2 separate regions of the Homo sapiens genome follow, and region 2 is linked to region 1. A link is an interaction called in ENCODE POLR2A ChIA-PET data of the cell type or tissue named here. Cell type or tissue: Panc1. All regions are shown on one strand.

The links. ChIA-PET counts read pairs that join two places held together with the same protein. Peaks named below come from ENCODE experiments on the same cell type or tissue, not always from the same donor. Only the 100,000 strongest peaks of a DNase experiment are listed, where the experiment ranks them.
Region 2: POLR2A ChIA-PET joins it to region 1 with 10 read pairs; 3 of 35 experiments call an interaction of 5 or more read pairs at or near these places.

What each region holds. Positions count from the first base shown.
Region 1 is chr3:11,423,255-11,431,254 of GRCh38, reverse strand. ATG7 (autophagy related 7) reads right to left here. Exons shown (of 21, transcript NM_001349232.2): 20 at 4,329-4,451. Among named protein-coding and RNA genes, the nearest start is that of ATG7, 150 kb to the right of the region's middle. In Panc1, no CTCF peak of the experiment used is centred here; no DNase peak of the experiment used is centred here; H3K27ac peaks cover 816 bases.
Region 2 is chr3:11,611,148-11,619,147 of GRCh38, reverse strand. All of the region lies in intron 1 of VGLL4 (vestigial like family member 4), which reads left to right. Among named protein-coding and RNA genes, the nearest start is that of VGLL4, 29 kb to the left of the region's middle. In Panc1, no CTCF peak of the experiment used is centred here; no DNase peak of the experiment used is centred here; H3K4me3 peaks cover 212 bases; H3K27ac peaks cover 7,741 bases.

The DNA.
Region 1 (8,000 bases):
TAATTTTGTATTTTTAGTAGAGACAAGGTTTCGCCATGTTGGCTAGGCTGGTCTCAAACTCCTGACCTCAAGTGATCCACCCACCTCGGCCTCCCAAAAGTGCTGGGATTACAGGCGTGAGCCACTGCGCCCAGCCAAAATGGTGTGTTTTATGGTATGTGAATTATAACTCAATAAAGCTATTATTAAAAAACATTATGTTGACTTCAGGTAACTGTGGCTCCAAGTACATCACACTACTCATGATTTTGAGTAATATACTAAAGACTTGGCCTCGGAGACCTTTATTCAGTCTAGAACGCCCTAGGCTTCTTGCCCTTCCCTTCTCTACTCTTTCTCTGCCAAAATCCAACTTTTATTTTTAAAAATAGTCTACTCATCCTTTAAAACTAAGTGAAATATTTGTTCTCTTCCTGTGAAGCTTTTCTTGACATCCTATTCCCCTAGGCAGAAGTAACTGCTCTCTCAGCACTTAATATACAAATGACTAAAACATTTTTTATTGCATTAGAGCTCACTATTTCCATGTCAGCTTCTCACACTAGACTATGAGCCCTTGAGGGTCAGTGTCTCATTAACTTCTGTATTCAGTTACTAGCACAGTGCTTGGTATCAGATTTTCAAAAGATGTTCAGTATATTTTTTAAACACGTATTTTATAAACAAAGTATATAATGGTAATGTCACATATAATTATCTAGTTGAATCGTTTGCAATTCCAATGTTGATTGATGTAAATAGTTAACCCAAAATGAGAATTAATTTAGCATCTTGATTGTGTTGCTAAAATAAATAAGTGGAGACCTTTCTACGTAGAATGCAGAATTCTGTGTTTTTATTACTGACCACCTGTAAACGCATTGAGAATCAAGTATGTAAATCAAAACACTACTTTTACACAGATATACGTAAAGGTATATATATATTTTAACATATATTTATATATTTTGCTTATATGCGCATACACACATTTTTCAAAGTAATAGAAAATGATGTAGTTAGAACAGTAATTTTTGTTGCTAGGAGGTCCTCTACTAAGTACTATATTTCAAACCTTATCTTAAAACACAGTCCTATTCAGAGTTAAGAAAAATAATGATCCTTTTTGAAGACGGGTTATAAGCTCAAATACCTATTAAGGGTCACCTACTAAAGGGCATCATCTAAATAAAGAATATAACCTAAAGAATATCTCTGGGCAGGAAAGTAACAACAGTGTTTGTCTCCAGGAAAGGAACTGAGGAGCTAAGGGACCTGTATAGAAGGAAGATATCCTTTTCACAGAATTTTTTTTTTTTTTTTTTTTCCTGAGACAGAGTCTCGCTCTGTCGCCCAGGCTGGAATTCAGTCGCGCGATTTCAGCTCACTGCAACCTCTGCCTCCCTGGTTCAAGCAATTTTCCTGCCTCATCCCAGAGTAGCTGGGACTACAGGCGCACATTGCCACACCGGGCTAGATTTTGTATTTTTAGTAGAGATGAGGTTTCGCCGTGTTGCCCAGGCTGGTCTCAAACTCCTGAGCTCAGGCACTCCACCAGCCTTGGCCTCCCAAAGTGCTAGGATTAGAGGCATGAGCCACCATGCCCAGCCCAGAGTATTTCGTAATACCTTTAAATTTTATATCAAGTGCATTATCTATAAACTTTGCTTCTTGGCTCTAGCTAACCATCACTATTAAGAGATGCATGTCTGGAGTTCCCAGATCTGATTTTTCAAAGTTGGAAATGGGAAAATTCAGACCCTCTTGTGATTTTTTTTTTGAGATGGAGTCTCGCTCTGTCGCCCAGGCTGGAGTGCAGTGGCGCCATCTTGGTTCACTGCAACCTTTGCTTCCCGGGTTCAAGTCACTCTCCTGCCTCAGCCTCCCGAGTAACTGGGATTACAGGCATGTGCCACCATGCCCGACTAATTTTTGCATTTTTAGTAGAGACGGGGTTTCACCATGTTGGCCAGGCTGGTCTCAAACTCCTGACCTCAGGTGATCTGCCCCCCTCGGCCTCCCAAAGTGCTAGGATTACAGCTGTGAGCCACCACGCCCCGCCTAAAACTTGTGGTTTTTAAATGATGGCTTTATTCAGAATTTAACAAACTGGGCAGGCCAAAAAATACATACCTGCAAGCCGTATCTGGCTCACAGGCCAAACAGTTTACCATCTCTAATCTAAAATTTGATGTGACGTATGATTCCAAAACTAAAGATATAATTTAGTAGAGGAAAATTCAAAAAGAAAACTCAGGCTCGTGGATGAAACCATGCTCCCTTCTGCTCCACCATCTATTTAGTCACTATTGCTTTTAAACTTTCTCTAAGTCTTTGAAAAAGCCATTAAGGTTTGACCAACTAAAATGTAAGATAAACCAGGTTAAATCTAGAAACCTACCCACTATTCTAGCAACTGCTCTGTTTTAAAGAGTGAAAAATTGGGTCAATTTCAGGTTGAAATTCTTCTAGCTAACAATACATAAGTTACTTCTAGCTGGGTGGCAAAACTTCCTTAGCCATCAAATGACTGTATGTTTACAAACATCTATGTTACCTCTTCCATACCATCAGGCAGTACAGCATTGCTTAAAAGATAATACGGCAGACAATAAACACAATGTTCTGAACCCTGCCTGGGAACCCAATCACAATTCAGGGGAAAAATACCTTAAAGTCTCTCAAAGAGCAGCAGAGATGCCATTCATCTCCTGAAACTTGAAATAGACTCTTTGTGGCTCTAACTATTGGCCATAAGTGGAAGACTGCATCTGTTTAATGCCCAGAGGGCACCAAAACAATTTAAAGAAGGACTGCCTTCAGTTTAAGTCCAGCACTAGAGATGTACTATCTTGCCTCCCTGGTGTACCTGAAAAATCTCACAATCTGCTCAAACCTCCAATGGGTCTGACTTTGGTATTTCTACATGGTCTTCCTATACTCAGCACTAGCTCCACCTCTCCAAACAGCAGCCCTTTCACCACTGGCTGGTCCAGTATTGGGCCTGGCCATCTATTCATTGACAACTTGGGGCCTCCCTGAATGGTGAGGATATGCAACCTATGGAGGAATTTATAGATCTTTGCACCCATGCAATCATTTGACAAGATGGCTGGGGGAGTTTTGCCACCTAGCTAGAAATAATTTATATATTTCTCTTTAGCTGGTGGGAAGAATTGCAACTTAAAAGGACTAATGGCAAGTGCACTACCCCTGCAGGACACAGGAAGTCAAGGTTTTCCTTATATAGTTTGTGGAAACACAACATAAGCTACATTTCTCCTCATGGCTTCTTTATCCAGGTAACTAAGGGGAAAAGATTGATTTAATCTCACTCATCAATTCTGAGGAATTGCACATTTTGCCAAGTGATCCAAATAGCTCTACCACCATACACAGCATTCCCTTTTCTAAGAACAGCGAGCATTTGGAAAAACACAATAATTTTTTTTTTTTTTTTTGAGACGGAGTCTCGCACCGTCGCCCGGACTGGAGTGCAGTGGCACAATCTCGGCTCATTGCAACCTCTGCCTCCAGGATTCAAGCAATTCTCCTGCCTCAGCCTCCCGAGTGGCTGGGATTACACGTGCCTGCCACCATGCCCACCTAATTTTTTTATTTTAGTGAAGACACGGTTTCACTATGTTGGCCAGGCTGGTCTCAAACTCCTGACCTTGTGACCCACCCACCTTGGCCTCTCAAAGTGCTTGGATTATAGGCATGAGCCACCTCGCCCGGCCGATAATTTATTTCTTAAACTCAGTCTTTAAAAAAAAAAAAAAAATGATGCAATGACCCAGGAAATTAAGATCTGCAAAATATTTTAGCTGAGAAACAAAGCATAACTCTCTCGGGTTGTGTCTGGGGAAGCCATTTCATGGTGGGGTTCAGGGTCTAAGAAGACTGATCAAATCGTGAAAAAGCCAGGCATGTTCTTTCTGAAGAACATGGCCAGAGTCCAATACCTTCTTTCTAAAGAACATAGCTGGAGTCCAATGTCTTTACCAACTTACATTTTGATATATGGACATTAAAGCCAACTCTCTCCAATGGTCATACACATGCAGATCTTCAGTAAGGACAAGAGGTGCCTGGAAATCTACAACCTATACTTCCTTTATCACACTGATTTTGTGTATTAGGCACCTACTGGACAGCAACCTACACACATCAGTATCCAGCACTTGCTGAGGGTTATTCGTTCTCTGGTAACTAGCAGACTTATTTAGTGATATTTGCTCTAAGTTACAAAAATTAAAATTAATTGCTTTCTTCCTTTTCCATATGGCGAATATCAAATAGTTTTAAGCATGTCAGTCTTCACTACAGAAAGCTTGTTTTGTTCTTACCTCAGCAGCTTGGGTTTCTTGATGCAGCAATGTAAGACCAGTCAAGTCTTCTAAGAAGGAATGTGAAGAATTAAACACCTTGGCTAGGAAGTTAAATCCTTCTCGTTCATATTGATCAAGAACCTGTAAAACATTTACATTTTTTAAAAAGGAGTCTCCAGACTTAAAATGCAAATTAAAAGACTTTCACTTCTAACAAGCTCTTGTCAAAAATAAAATTAAAATGAGAATTAAACATGGGGATAATAATGCAATCTAGTGGCCAAAAAACTAGTACGGCTTAGTATTTATCATCTTTTCCCTTCTTAGAATAACAATAACATTATCTTCCAGTTTGAGTACCAATGTTTTCTCAAAGTAAGTTTCATGCAAATTCACTAAAAATTCTAGAAAAGTTAGGAGTAGTTAGTGGCTCTAAAGTTCAGTGGTTAGAAAAGAACAGGTGAGAGAAAAGCCAAGAAAATAAATTTAAAAGGATAAATGAGAAGGGAGGAGAAAAAGGATTTTGTCAAAAAAGTGTGACATACGAGCTAGCCAAATATATTTTTAAAAATAATTTTAAAATGGAAAAATAAATTTCAATAGGTACTTCACAAAAGAGGATATCCAAAGAGCCAATAAACATGAAAATGGGCTCCATGGCATGAGTAGTTGATATGAAAACTGAAACCACAATGAAACACTACTTTGCACCTATCAAAAAGACTAAAATGACAAAGAAAATACCAAGTGCTGGCAAGGATGTGGAACAACCAGGACTCTATGCCCTATGATGCAGCAATTCTACTCTATGTGTATATACACCCAACAAAAATGTGTACATATGTGCACCAGAAGACACAAACAAAAGTGTCCACAGCAGCGCTATTCATGATAGCCCAAAACTAGAAACCATTGAGGTGACCATCAACAGTAGAATGAACAAATGGATTGTGGTATAGTCATGCAATGGAATACTATATATCAGTGAGAACAAACTACCTTCAAACATAATGTTACACAAAAGAAAGAAGCAGTATGTACTGTACAATTACATTTATATAAAATTAAAATGAAATAGGCAACATGAATCTGTGGTGTTAGGAGAAAAGATAGTGGCTACCCACAGAGAGACTGTAAGGGGCACAAGGGACATTCCAAGGTGCTGGCAATAATTTATTTATCTAAGCATTGGTTACATAAGGTGTACTTCTTGAGAATTCATTAAGTTGAACAGAAGACTTATGTGTTTTTTTTGGATATATGTTATCCTTACATAGAAAGTTAAGAAATAAAAGGCCTATACACTTGAGAGGAGACTAGGAGAACAGTAAAGAGTTCTTAGAAACAATGAGTATCACATTTAGGAATTCAGTGATCACAGGGACTGTGAAACGTAGAACGCTGAACCAGAATGCCTCAGAAATTCTCTGGGAACTCACAAGAAATAAAGAGATGAATGCTTTAAAAAGATAGCAGACATTGAAGACATATCTAAGAAATCAACAATGCATAAACAGACCAGAACAGTAATTATACAAGAAATAGATTTTTTTTCTTTTCAGAAGATGAAAATGCAGGCACCCTTTAATCTAGCAATTCCACTTTTAAGACTTCATAATGATAAAGCTGTACATGGGCACAAAGACTTATGTTGTAAGGATGCTTACTGAAACACTGTTTGGGCCAGGCACGATGGCTCATGCCTGTAATCCTAGCATTTTGGGTGGCCAAGGCAGGAGGACTGCTTGAGCTTAGGAGTTCAGGACCAACCTGGGCAACATAGTGAGACCTTGTCTCCACAAAAAAACTTAAAAATTAGCCAGGCATGGTGGAGTGCACCTGTAATTCCAGCTACTTGGGAAGCTAAAGTGGGAGGATCACCTGAACTCAGGAGGTTGAGGCTGCAACTAGTTATGATCACACCACTGCACTCCAACCTGGGTGACAGAGTCTTCAAAAACAAAAAAAAGGGATATTTTGCATCCATTAAAAGAATGAGGCAGGTCTATAGTACTGACACAAATTGTTTTCCAAAACATAGCAATATATTTAAAAAGCAATATCTAGACTGTGTATAGATAGTATTTGTGTTCAAAAAGAGTGGAAGGAGGAGACAGGAAGAAGAAGAAATGCATGGATGTACATACTTGTTTATGCATGTATCATCTATGGAAGAATATCTCTGGCAGAATGCAAATACACACAAACTGACATCAAATAGTAGCCTCTGTAGATTATTTTATACTACTTTAACTTTTAAATCCATGTGCATGTGTTACTTAATAATTATTCAATATTTATTAAAATAAGATTTTTAAATATTTAATATTAAAAATTAATATTTATTAAAATTAAAATTATTTAATTGCCACCGATAATAAATACACCATAATTTAATCAGCTCTCTGTTAAAGGGTAGTGCTTTCTAACTTTTGTTGCTGCAATCAGTGTTTTTTTTGTTGTTGTTGGTGACAGTCTCGCTCTGTCACCTAGGCTGGAGTGCAATGGCACAATTACAGCTTACTGCAGCCTCAACCTCCTGGGTTCAGGTGATCCTCCCACCTTTATTTAATGTTAATAAACAATATTATTTAACATTGAATATTTAATATTTCTTAAAACCAAATGTTATTTAACATTTATTAAAATTAGACAATTTTAAATATTAATATAAAAATACTAAAATCTTTAGTTGGTTTTTGTTTTTGTTTAGTGCTGAGGCAGAACTCTAAAGCACTGATGAAGAGGTTGGCACTGGAAAGGAGGGGCAGCTCTCCCCCAGGGGCAGGAATGAGGAGGGAAGGTTGAGCAAAGCTGCAGCAGTGAAAAGCGAAAGGACCAGGCGACGGGAGGCAGGGGAGCTCTAGGGTCTAGATAGCTGGCAGGAAGTCCTCTGTGACCCGAGAAGGGTTAGACTATGGGGCTTGAGAAGAGTGGTGACCCTGAGGCCCAGCTGTGCAGAGAGTCGGAGAAGAGAGGTTGACTGGCACATTTAAACAGTGTGGAACAATCTGACGCCTCTGGTCAGGACAGAAAAATACAAATTTGGGGAGAAAAGAAATTAAGAACCCATCTAAGCCAAGGGACTGGCAGAATAAGGATCAAAAGGTTAAGGTCAGAGAAACTGAGGGGCTGGTGAGCACCACTGAAGGGACTGGGAAAGAGTCCTGGCTGGTAAGAAAAGACCTGCAGGCTGTTAGGATCAGAGAGACTGCAAGTCCTAGAGAGCTGGGGGAGTGTAGGACCATTACGTGCGTAGAGTCAAGCCCAGGCTGATTAGCCATGGGAAATTAATTTGACAGCCTAACCCCCTGGAAAAAAAAAAGGCATTTAATAAATAACTCAATTCCTCAGTAATAACAAGATTCCTTATAAACCAGAATGTTACGTCAGGAAAAAATGTCCACTGAAATTAAGTGATCTTTTTTGAAATGTTGAGTACTATGTGTTTAGTGATTACAAAAGAAAAAAAAATTGAAAGTTGTGGCAACCCCGCATTGAGCAAAGGAATCAATACCATTTTTCCAACACCATGTGCTCACTTCGTGTCTCTGTCACATTTTGGTAATTCTCACAATATTTCAAACTTTTTCATTATTATTATATCTGTTGTGGTGATCTGTGATCAGTGGTCTTTGATGTTACTATTGTAATTGTTTTGGGGCACCACAAACTGTACCTATATAAGAT
Region 2 (8,000 bases), 190 kb before region 1:
TCATTTTCACTTAATGACAGCCTGGCCTTTGATCAGCTCAGTTTTCCTCTTTCTTTGGCTTCATAATAAGTCACTTGGAGCTAAGGAGAGATCTGAAGTAGGCCCAGAAACGGCCACAACTTTTCTGAGCACAATGGTTGATTGGCCTTTATATCTTAAGTAAATATACCAAAGGGAGTCAGCCCTTCCTGGCTTCTCATTGATAAAATTTGCTCACTGGGTAATGTAAATGTAAAAAGAGAGAGAGGTGGGAGGATAGAAAGAAATAGAAATGAAAAGTAAGCAACATCCCCATCCCCCAATATTTTAGGTTGATTAATTTGGGGAAACCTCCTTCACCTTCACACTCCAGTAGAAAACTTCTTGGCATCATGGGGATGATTTTGTTTAGGAAACACATTAAATTTTACATGCTAATGGAATATTTGTTTTCAGGTTAAATTCTATGACTTTTTTACTTTATTATTTAATAGTCTCTTTTCTTGGAGCTTGGTAAGGAAACAAAAGTCCTTGATTGTGTATAATTTTTGCATAAGGATCTTACGATTTCCCATTAACATTAAAATCTGTGGAATAAGTCTGCAATTGCACCTTTAAAAAGCAGCTTTACAGATTTACCTATTCTTTGGTTATGCTGAACACCATTATTAAGCCATTTTTCTTAAGAAATAAATACATTTTGGTATTTAATTACTTACCCATGTATGAAATTAGCTGTTTGACTCTCCAGTAACTCTCCAATAAATATTTTAATACTTTCTCAAGCTAGTCACATACTTTTGACTTCAGTTCTAATAGCCTCTTAGTTTTTTTATTGGATAATACAGACATCTTGTAATAATAGCTTACATAAACTATAATTATTGAGTAAAATTTATCTGTAAAAGCACTCCAGAATATACCATATACTGTGAAAAACCCAACATATCTGTATATTAGCCTGACACCAATCTAATGAAGGATGATGATTTTTTAGAATTGGTTTATTTTAATATAGGTAGATTTCATTGGAGTCAGTTTTTAAACATCGGTATTCAGATTTTTCCCTCTATAAGTATGCATTATTATTTGATTTGTTTGATGTTCTTCACAACTCAGATTTTAGGAAATGTCTGTTGAATAAATGTTGATTAATCATGGATAAATGGAAGCTCTTAGCACAACCCCTGCCATCAAACAGTGGACATCTAAATTGTTTAAAGAAAATGAGTATACTGACAGTTTTCTTCAAGAATAAAAATGGAATCTTATTAGTACATAAAAACGTCACCTGACAGTGATTGAAATGTAAATATGAGAGGTTAATTAGACTTTGTTAGATCAACCTGTGGAACTTAAAATATGGAGTTCTAGCACTAACTCACTCTTCCTTGTTACATATTGATAAGCTAGGGAACAAGTGTAGCTTCCTGGCTTGTTCATCTCATAGTTTCTCAATTTATACGAAGGAAGGGTCAACATTGAGAGAGTTATTAGGAAGAAGCTGAGGGTGGCCTGTTTCGGAAAGATCAGGTCAATGTATAATACTAGCTGGAATACCAGCTCTCTGATCTTTCCTTAAAATGTGTCTTCAACCTGCCTCTTCTCCATCCTCACTGATAGGAACATTGTTGAAGCTTCCTCACGTAACGCTTGCGTCCCTGCCCTGTTCCCTGACTCAGGTGTGTGCACCCATCTGGCATGGTGTGTTGGAGCACCCCTCACGGAAGCCTCCCTGTAGCTGTGTCAGTGCTTACAGTGGCTCCCTGTCAGTGACCCGCCTCGTCAGGTCTCAGCCGTTCACCTGTGTTCAGAGCCCTTTATTATCTGACCCACCTCTCTGTATCCAGCCTTAAGTCTAAGGAAACAAACCCGTTGTTCTAGTCCCATTGCTCTCGCACAAAGATGGCATCATTCCTGCTCTCTGCCTTGCCTCATACTCTTGTACCTGCCTGGAATGCTCATACCCATCATTTCTAAGTGTCCAAATCCTGCCTGTTTTTCAAATCCCACTCCTGTTAGAGTTAGAATTATTGTCTCCCTCATATAAAATGTGTGTGGCATCGCTCTCTTTTTTTAAAAAAATAAAAAGTGCATCTCTTTTTATTTTTTATTTCAAATTAATTAATATTTTAAAACTTCCCCATTTTAATTCCTACTATGATAAATGTCAGTAGATTAACCTACATAACCAGAAGCTCTTTGGGGGTAACAGCTTTATTGAGATATAACTAATATACCATGCAATTCACCCATTTCAAGAGCATCTGATTTATTTTGGCATTTATAATGTTCCATCCTTACAGTTCTTTATCTCCATAACTTATCACTCCCACTAGAACTAAAATTTTCGAGGCAAAGACCAGATCTCAAACATCTGTGTGTTTTCCTTAGTTCCTGGAGTAGTCCTACAAACATCCCAGGCACAACAATGCCTTTCACTGAACCACATCCTCTGATTTTTTTTCTGCCAGTCCTAAATTGTATACATTCTTTAGACAGGACTGGATTCAACAATTAGCCTTTTAAATAAAGGTTCCATGTCCATGTGTCAGTTTTTGGGGTGATGTGGCAGGGACACAAGTCCCACTTCACTATCGTTTTGGGATGAGGACTGTCTCAATAAGAGAGCATGGGTGGCAGCTTTTATGAAAGGACATAGCAAAGGACAAGGACAGGGCTTATCCCTGGAGCCTGCTCTAGGAAAGGAAAGGAGGCCCTAGGGAATGAGCTGGGTCTAGGAAGTGGCCTGAAGGCTTCCTAGCCATGTGAAAATGTTTGTAAATAGTACCACCGTTAGGCGATAGGATTAAGAGCCATAACGCAGGATGCTTGTAAATGTTTTCAGACACTGAAGACCAAGGAACACTTACTTGCTGAGGAAGAGCTTGAAGAAGGTGAGGCTTGCACTCTAGACCAGACCTGAAAGTGAGGGACTGTTCCAGGCAGGTGGGAGGGGAGGTGGGAGGCATCCCCTGCGTGTGCAGACCACACCTCAGGAGCAGTGGAGTCTGAGGGGCGGGGGAGGGAAGAGAAAGAGAGATGGGTAAGGCTGGAGAGAGAGGGTGAGATGGGCTGATCAGGTTGAGGCAGTTGAGCCTTTACTCCGGCAATCCAATCAGTCAGGGATCCTGATCTCTCGTGGTGGGAGGCAGGGTGGCCACGTTCGAAGACTTCCTTTCAGCCCCAGGGGTGAGGTGATGTGAGAAGGAAGAATGGAAAGGATGCAGATTGGCCTAATAGCTTTTATTTGCCTGAACCATACAGGTCCCTTATTCAACAAATATTTGCTAAGCACCTGCTTTATTCCAGGCAGAGTATAAGCTACTCCTGATTGTATTGTCTGTCTTTCTTTCAATGTGTTTTGTATGAAAATGTGTCCCCAGTTGGACTTGTGCTGAATTGTATCTGGGGACCCTGTCTTTAATCCAGCTTAGCTCTGCACTCTCAAACTGCAAATTAAAGGTGTGTAATAAATGAGTATGGGAAATAAAAATAATAGAAAAACAGAACCCAAACAAAAAAATGAGTATGTGATTGAGTGACAATGACAGGATTCACACCCCCAAACTATTACTACAAAAGGGAGGAGCTTACTTGTTTCTAACAGAGCAAGGAGCAATCTGTGTGTACTGCAGGCTCTGCTTCCCCAGTGATGGGATGGGCTGGCGCCAGGTCCTTCCGGTGTGGTGCAGTGCGGTGGGAGCACACAGTATCACCTGGGTAGTATTCTTGCCAAAAAGATTTAACTCAGATCTAATCATAAAGAAATGATTAGGCCACCAAAATTTGTAGGGACAGCTCATTGGTCTGCATTATTTAAAAACATCAGTGTCACGAAAGAGAAAAGAATTCCTTTAGATGAAAGGAGATTAAAGAAACATGACAACTTCACTGAGCAGCATATGACCCTTAATTAATGAAGTCCTCCCCCAACCCTCCCTGCCACCAAAAAAGAGACAGGTCAGTTCGGGAAGTTGGAATGTGAACTGGATATTAGATAATGACAATACGTCAACTTTAACTTTGTTGGGTATGATAATGGTATTGTGGCTCTGAAGGAGAATGTCCCTGTTCTTAAGTATTTATGGGTGAAATAAGATGTCTCCCACTTATTAATACTTTCAAAAATCACAGCAAGAAAACGTGTATGCATGTAGCTAAAACAAACTGACAAAAATGCTTATGATAGGTGAATCAAGGTAAAGAGAATGGGATGTTCTTGTTCTCATTCAACTTTTTGGGTAGCTTTAAAATTTTTTGAAATTAAAAGTTGGAAAAATTAAAATGATTTACTTGGGCATGTAGCTGTTTCAGCAGTAAGGTTGACTGAAGCTGACTTTAAGTTACTCGCTTTACTTGTCTTCAGGGTTGTCAGGCTCTCGAATGGTGTGCGTGCCCAAGTCCCTAATGCTGCTTCCACTGTGTCAGGACTGAGACATCTTTGAACTTCGTGTCCTATTTTAATCCTTGGAAAATTCACTCTGTGGCTTCTGAAACCAGCATATTTAGCAATAGTAAGGAATACAGTGAGTTAATGAATTTCCGTGGGAAACCTGGATGGCTGGCTGAGATATCTGACTTGGGAATGTGTCTCGTCCCAGCTACCTGCCCACTGCAGCTCCGTGGGGGGCTTGGAACTGATAATGAGATTTCACGATCAGAATCGGGGGGCCTATACACAGCCTTCCTTCAGCACTCTGTATGCCAGTGAGAAATTTGAACTGGTTTCCGGGACCACCATCTTACTCCTCAGGGTCTGGACTGGAACCTACTGCAGAGAGCAAGATCGCCTGTTTGGCGGTAGCACACAATGGTGTTGCTGAGAAATGAGTAGTTTTTGAGTTGGAGCCAGCAGCACGTCACAAGGGACGCTGCCAGGCAGCTCAGCCCAGGTAGATGGCACCAAAAGGGGTGCTCTTGGGGCTGAGGCTGACAAGAGGCACTCAAGTCGGGTTTTGAAAGTGCAGATGAGTATGCATTGGCAGAGAGGGCTTCTGAACACATTCTAGGGAGGGAGAAACGTGCATGGAAGAAAGCCTGTAAGTCCAGAGTGTGTGTGGGGAGGAGGCGGCACCGTGCCGGGTATCGCTCTGAGCCTGTGTGTGGGTTCACACTACCATTTTCACACATGTGGAAACAGTCATAGAAAGTCAGGCAGCTGCTCTGAGATGACGTCGCCGGCTCCTGGTGGAGCAGATTCGGAGCACCCACTCACCCAGGCTCTTGGGTACTGTGTCTCCTGACCCCTTCCATCGGCTAGTGGCTGACTGTATTCGAGGCGGGGGCCTGTCATGAGTAGCGAGAAGGACAGTTAGAGGTTCCCTTTGTTCAGCCATCTTATCCTTCAAATGGGAATTGCACCAACAGATGGAATCCAACAAACAGTGTAATAAATAAATTGCCTGTTCTGGGCTGGGACCTTTATATGAATTCTCATTGATTCGCATAGAAATCCCTCACGGTAGTTGGATAGAGGCTCAAGAGAGATGAAGAGACTGCTAAGATCATACATTTTTCTGACTCCACAGCCCACTTTCTACTATGTTTCTCTGTCACTGGTAGAGTGGCCAGGGATACAGAAATGAATGAGCTGCTCCGTGCCTCCCAGAACAGTACCCGGGACCACGTGCGAGGTATTACAGAGAAGAGCAGCACGTGGTGAATTCTTCCATTAGGCAGCCTGTGGGCAGGGCCATTCTAGAGGCTCGGAGTGTTACGGGAGATCAGAAGAGGGAAAGTTTAGTTTTCTGTTCTCTCTCTGCACTTGCAAGACTGTGTCTCTTTTTTCCCCCTCTAGTGATCAGTGCCTGATTCCAGGACTCAACCATCTCAGGGCCTGTGGCAGTCGTACCCTCTGGAACTCCCTCCAATTAAAGAATGTCTTGAAAATGCAGATGGTAGCATATGACCTTCGGTGCTTAACCTGTCACATGGTACAGGGCTTGCAGACAGAAGTTTTTTGAGTATTTTTACCAAAACACTTACATTTTGAAGAGATCATACCATTACCAGCTTAATCCCTCTGTTTCGTGGCAACCAGGGTCCCTCCGGAGGCTTGGCTCAACTGCTGAAGAGGTTTGAACAAGCCTCTTTTTTTTTTTGCTTACCCTCATCCAGCTACTCCTTCTAAACATTTATAAGCTCTACCAGGGAGGAAATTGAGCCCCCAGCAAAGTGCCTGATTCCAATACCATCTGCTAACAATTTACTTTCATAACTCTCCTCCTCCTCATTAACAGTAAAATGTTACAAAAGTAGATTTGCAAGTAAATATAGTGCAGAATTTCTGCCAGGCTTTAAGAGCCTTTTCCATTAAGGAGGACTGTGCACTTGGTGTTAAAGGTTCTGAGCTGGCTTTGTCTCCTTGGGGTTCACCGGTGATGTGTCAGGGCCATGTCAGTGCATGTGACCCTTTGGACCACTGTTCTAATAGGCAGATGCCAGTCCTTAGCCTGCACGAGCACAGCCACAGCGGAGCTCGCACTCTAAGCGGGGACTGCACTTTCCTAGTTTACTCAGAGGCCTCTGAGGCTACCTGAGAGCCAGAGTCTAGGGAATGGAGGACCAAGAATAGAAGGTAGGTGTCGTTACTAAATCTGCATCGGGAAACCAGGGAAGTGGATGAGTGTTCATTCTTTTTTGTTTGTTTTGTGTTTGATCTTTTTGAATCTTATGATTTACAAAGCTAAAACCCAACCTCAAACCTAGATCTGATGATCTTCAGGCTGTTTGTGTTGTGTTACATACCTGAGTTTTCTTCAAGCCAAAATGATATGTATAGTAAGACATTAGTTTGACCCCACTTACTCAATTCCACGGAGGTTGCAGTGTTACATAGTCTATCAAGATACAGTTCAGTTGTAAACTAAATCCAACAGGGTAAATGAGACAGCAGGGACTTCTATTAGCCCTGAAGATAATAAAATGATTTTAAGCAGTATAGAACTTCCTAATTAAATGAATAACAATGTGTGGATGTGATAACAAGTTTTAATTTAAAGTATTTTTAGTGCTTTTTGGTATTCAGAGTAACTGCAGTTCATTAAAAAACTAGTGTATATTCACAATAGATGTTGAGAATTATAGACATAATTTCTTTGGCATTCTTTTATCTTTTTCCCTTCAGCCCCTGTAAAATTATAGCTATTAATACTTAAAACCAGAGGCGCCAGCAGACACCATCCCTCCTGCACCAGTATCATCAGTACGACATGTCTGGGAGCAGGTCCCACCTCAGACCCACTGCCTCCCCATCCAAAGGAGGCCCCAGCCTGGTTTGTGAACACAAACCTAGTCCTCCTCTCTTACAGGCAAGCAGAAGAATTCCTGGGAGGTCGAGGTTCCTCTGGCTAGTGCAGGGCAGATGATCACCAAGTCAGAGGGGCAGGCCGCAGCTGTCCACTTGCCCAGTGCCCAGCCAGGAAACCCATTCTCCTCCCTTGCCAGTCCATGTGTTTGTTTCCTCCTGTGCTCAGGTGGTTCTGGTCTGGAAGCGGCATCTGTACGTTCAGTTGCTTTCATCTCAGTCCCACTATGTTAGGTCAGACAGATGGGACAGTTGCAGCTGTTCATCTTTGGTGTCAGAACCAGGTTTCAGTCCCGTCCTCTCTTCTTTCCTCTCTGGATTAGTTTCCTGGGGCTGCCAGAAGAAAATTCCGCAGACTGGGTGGTTTAAACAACAGAAATGTATTAACTCATTGGTCCTGGAGGCTGGAAGTCTGAGATCAAAGACTCAGCGGGCTTATTTCTCCGGCAGGCTCTCTCCTTGGCTTGCAGATGGCCGCCTTCTCTTCTCCCATATCCTCGCATGGTGGCCTTTCTGCAATGTGTCTTTGCCCTAATCTCTTGTTATAGGGACAACAGTCAGATTGGATTAATGACCTCATTTCACCTTAATTACCTCTTTAAAGTCTCTGTCTTCAAATACAGCCATGTTCTCTGCAGTACTGGGGTTTGGGACTTTAACGTGTTAATTCCAGGGGTGGGCATGGTTCAGCCAATAAGCTCCCCTTCCTCCC